Regions from separate parts of the Homo sapiens genome. Here region 2 is linked to region 1. A link is an interaction called in ENCODE POLR2A ChIA-PET data of the cell type or tissue named here. Cell type or tissue: PC-9. All regions are shown on one strand.

Region 1 (2,500 bases):
ATAGTGCTGAGATGACAGGCATGAGCCTCTGCACCCAACCTGGGAGACAGTTTTGTTCAAGTCCCCCAGCCCGTGGTAGAAAGTTACTTACAATATTTCCTGTAGGTTTTTGGGTGACTTTGTTTTAGTTGTGGGCTGAGAGACTCTGCTTGATTCACTGCTACTGCCTGTTCCAAACTGCTGCTTTCAGCCCCTGCCTCTGCTGCCCTCCCCCCGACTCCCTGGACCATTCTGTTTCACTTTGGATATGATTTTTCTTTCTTCCTCCCTGAAAAATCCCTCTTACATATGCTTATTGTGGGTTGCAAACCATTGCTGATAGGTCAGGGTTGTTTTTTAATTTCTCAAGTCTTCCTCAGCAAAGGAAATTTCCTGCTGCCCTTGAACTTGTGTAGGATTTAGCTGGCCCATGGAGTGGCCAGAGTTCTCTACCCTCTTATATCTCAATCTTCTTTTTTAGATCCTTAGGCTATCTCTCTGAGCAGCCAGCTAAAACCCCACAAATTCCTATTTCTTTCTCATACAAACTAATTTAGCCTTCTTTGTTTCGCTCTCTTCTTGCTCGGCCCTGGGTGGAGTGGGAGTGGGATTACTGAAATAGGAACATCAAAGCATTTTTCTAACAAACAACAGCAATCAGAAAAACAACTTATATCCCAGGAGATAAATTATGCCACTCTTCTAGAAGGCAAAATGTAAGTACTTGTTTTACATATAATTTATTTTCTTCCCAAGACACTGGGGAGAAACAATGTAGTGTAGCTGTTGTGAGCAGTGGGCACTGGAGTTAGACCACTTGGGGTTTGAGTCTTGGTTCCATCACCTGTTATCCCCATGACCATGGGCAAGTTACTTGACCTATCTGTTGCCCCTTAGTTCCCTCACTATTACAATGGGGAAAATAGAAGTACCTACCTTAGAGAACTATTGTGAGAATTTTTAAAAGGCAATGATGTGAAGTGCCTTCATTCAGTGGCTGACACATGGTGGCTGCTCGACAGTGAGTACTAAAGAGTGGGATGTGTAAGCAGACTGCCCACATAGAGAAAGAGCATGCAATGAGCACATTCCAACACACAGGGGTGAGTGTATTAAGCTACAGGGTTCAAAGAAGACAAAGAGCTTCCTCTCTTAAAAAAAAATCCCAGGCTCCTGGGAAAGACAGAAAAGTAAACAAATAACTATAATGCAATGTGACAGTGCTATAGCAGAGGTCTGTTTGTACTTGTCAAAAGATTTCTACTCAGCAGTGACCATGACATCCTGTTGTTGTGGCGTTAGTTTCTATCCCACTAGAGAGTCACAATGCATATTGCATTCTCCTTGCAGTGAAAGGTAGTTAAGTAGAGTGTTTCCGAGTGTTTGGATTTGGCCAGTCCCACTGCCAAAATCCACAGCTTAAGGAACAGAGATGTGTCTCTGTTTGTCTTTGCTGGTGGGCTCCCGTATCCTGTATAGTCTTAAAGGGGGCTTCATTCCCCATGGTGGGCTTCTTCTTGATTAAGACTCTGGGGCTTGCCGGGTAAGGTGGCTCACGCCTGTAATCCCAGCACTTTGGGAGGCCGACACGGGCAGATCGCTTGAGGCCAGGAGTTCGAGACCAGCCTGGCTAACGTGGCGAAACCCTGCCTCTACTAAAAATACAAAAATTAGCCAGGCATGGTGATGCATGCCTGTAATTCCAGCTACTCGGGAGGCTGAGCCAGGAGAATCTCTTGAACCTGGGAGGTGGAGGTTGCAGTGAGCTGAGACTGCGCCACTGCCTTCCAGCCTCGGTGAAAGAGCAAGACTGCCTCCAGCAACAACAAAAGACTCTGGGGCTCAGCAGAGTCTTAGAATGCAACCAAGGACAAACTACCTCCCCCAATCCTATAGGACCTGAGTAAGCACGTTTCCAAAAAGCAATGATTATTAAAATGCAACAAGCATTATTCTTTGTGTGATTTCAAGACCTTTTTACCCTATCCTTTCCCCAACCTCTAAAATATATCATGGCCTACAGTAACTTACAGAAACTCGGTGAGTAACTGTTTTGCTAATTAAAGTCGATGAATACTTAGATTTTTAAAACAACTGTAGAGAATGTTGGCAAAACCTTGAGTGTCACAAAGCAAGAAGCAGCCATCATCATGGAACAGTGTAAAATGAAAGTCAATCAAATGAGAAAAATATCAAAGTTGAATTTATTCCTTACACCTGACCTGGATAAAGTCCAAGTAGATATTAATATTTAAATTCATAAAATGATATCATCATGGTATTAGAAGAAACTAAAAGAGAGTTATTCACCTTAAAGTGGAGAAGGCATTTCTAATGATGACATTAAATCCAGAATTATACAAGAAAAGATTAATACATTCAATCTTTCAACATCAAAATTTTCTGCATAGAAAAAGCCATAAACATAGCCAAAAAATGACAAATTGCAAAAATATGCCTAGCTCTATTATAGACCAAAGACCAACTTCCCTAACATATAATGAGCTTCTACAAATAAGAA
Region 2 (2,500 bases), 190 kb before region 1:
TCATTTCCTAACACCTGTGCTCCTCTTATACTTTGTTCATATATTTATTAAAGCATTCATTCAGCTTTGCACTGCTGCTCCCCCACTGTATGCAGGCTCCTTGGGGACAGAAACTGTCTGGTTTCTGTGCTACAAGTCATCTGTTTTTTCTTCCATATCCCCTCCCTGCCCTTCTCTGCCCTCCTGTGAGCCCCAGGAGGCTGACCTGCAGTAAATACATAAATGGAATTCAGCCACTGCAGAGAAGAGGGTGAAGTCAAGGTCAAGGTCATCATTTCACCAGCTAGATGAGCCCTTCAACCAAAGCACAGCTTCTGCCCAGTGGCCCTCTCCATCTGACTCATTACTTCTGGATTCTGGGAATTGTCTCTCCCTTTATCCCTTCAGCCTAGGCTTGATAATATCTTCCTGATGTTACTGGCTCCAAGAGACAGCACTACCCCTTGTTTTCCTGCACTCTGCCCTCCCCTTTGAAAATAGTCTCTTTATTAAATTCTCCTCAAATTACCAATTACCCAATTTAAGTTTGCCAGGACCCAATTAATTTCCTCTTTTAGTTTCTGGCAAAGATTCTAGCACATAAATGTTGAATGAATGGATGAATGAATAAATGAATTGAGGAAAACAACTCAAGCCATTGCCTAGCTTGGCTTATTCATCCTCCATTTCACAAGGAGAAAAAAATGATTTCTCAGTTTAGAACCTGAAACTCGGTCTGGCATGGTGGCTCATACCTGTAGTCCCACCACTTTGGGAGGCCGAGGTGTGCACCTTATTTGAGCCCAGAAGTTTGAGACCAGCCTGGGCAACATGTCGAAACCCCTTCTCTACAAAAAAATACCAAAATTAGCCGGGGGTGGTGGCGTGTACCTGTAGTCCCAACTACTCAGGAGGCTGAAGTGGGGAGATCAATTGAGCCTGGGAGGTCGAGGCTTCAGTGAGCTGTGATTATGCCACTCCAGCCCGGGTGACAGAGTGAGACCCTGTCTCAAACAAACAACAACAACAAAAGAACTTGAAATTCAAATGAGACAGTTTTAGGGTCAGTGAAGAAGGGGATCCTTGGGACGCTTTTGGCAGAAGGCAGGTCTGGGGAATGGGAAAGAGGCTGTTGGGCAGATGTCCTTTGCTATAGCAGTCCCTGAGGTTTGCAGGGTGCTGGGCTCCCCAGAGAGAACTGTATTTCCTGCAATGACTCTGTGCCATGTTGGGTGGGAATGATTCTCATGCCTTCCTTTTCTTTCTCTTGGGCTTTCCCCTAGAGAAGGGATTAGAAAATCACTAGATGGTTACTTCCTCCAACCTCCCACTCAAATCCAGCAACCTGAAATTCAAGCTCAAGAGGTGTGGGAGGGAAAGCCCAGCAATCATCAAAGCAGGAGACTCTACATTCATGAGCAGATCTGGGCCAAGGCCACAGCTGGGGGGGCAGGATCCTCTGAGATGAGTCACAAACCACACACCCCTGTGGAGTCCTCCAATAGTCCCAGCACTGTTCAAGCTGGGAGGGACCTCAGTGCTCATTATACCATCAGAACCCGGCCCACGGAGGGGAAGCAATTGCCCAAGATCACACAGTAATCTGGGGGCAAAGGAGGTGTTAGAACCTAGGTCACCCAGTTAATAAACTTGCCATCTCATTGCCACACCACACTGCCTCCTGAGACCAGCGGATGCTTCCAAGATGTCAGGTATCAGCAGAAGGAACAGGCTCCCAAAAGAAGAGGCCAGACAGACAGTGCAGGTCTGCTGCGCTATGTGCTTTGGAGAAGAGAATTAGCACTAGTCAAGCTATGGTTACACACAAGGCCATGGCCATACATTGTTGGGGTCAATAGTACTGGTTCTGCAACACACACTGGGGCCTGTTGGGGGCAGTGGGGGAAGGAGACCATCAGGATGAATAGCTAATGCATGCGGGGCTTAGTACCTAGGTGATGGGTTGATAGATGCAGCAAACCACCATGGCACACGTTTACCTATGTAACAAACCTGCACATCTTGCACATGTACCCCAAAACTTAAAATAATAAAGAAAAAAAAATAGTACTGGTTCTGAGCTCATACAAATATGGGTCTGAATTTTGCGTGACCTTGAATAGGTGACCCAACTTTTCTAAGCCTCAGTTTCCTCACCTGTAAAATGAAGGTTAAAAGAATACTCGCCTCATAGGATTTTTGTGGGGACTAAATAAGGTGATTTATGTAAAGCACTTAGCACATTTAAAAGCTGGCACTGAATAAGCACTCAATATATGTTGGCCATTATTTTTCCCTATAGCAATGATATTGTATTTAATTCTCATGCCATCCTTTTAAGAGAGACAGGACATGAGCTTGGTAAGTTACTTGCTCAAATTTATGTATTCATTTATATTTGTTAAGCTCCTACCAAGGGGCTGGATTCCATTCTGGACTCTGGGGATATGGCAATGAATAAAGGCAACAAAAATCCCTGCCCTCATGGAGCTTTCATTGTAGTTGGGGCAGACAGACAATC

The links. ChIA-PET counts read pairs that join two places held together with the same protein. Peaks named below come from ENCODE experiments on the same cell type or tissue, not always from the same donor. Only the 100,000 strongest peaks of a DNase experiment are listed, where the experiment ranks them.
Region 2: POLR2A ChIA-PET joins it to region 1 with 14 read pairs; 5 of 35 experiments call an interaction of 5 or more read pairs at or near these places.

What each region holds. Positions count from the first base shown.
Region 1 is chr14:70,893,919-70,896,418 of GRCh38, forward strand. No RefSeq gene overlaps it. Among named protein-coding and RNA genes, the nearest start is that of PCNX1, 12 kb to the right of the region's middle. RefSeq lists an enhancer at 180-339. In PC-9, no CTCF peak of the experiment used is centred here; no DNase peak of the experiment used is centred here.
Region 2 is chr14:70,706,029-70,708,528 of GRCh38, forward strand. The region is part of intron 3 of LINC01269 (long intergenic non-protein coding RNA 1269); the gene reads left to right. Among named protein-coding and RNA genes, the nearest start is that of LINC01269, 8.6 kb to the left of the region's middle. RefSeq lists an enhancer at 1,130-1,329. In PC-9, no CTCF peak of the experiment used is centred here; a DNase peak (open chromatin) is centred at 1,453; H3K27ac peaks cover 1,566 bases.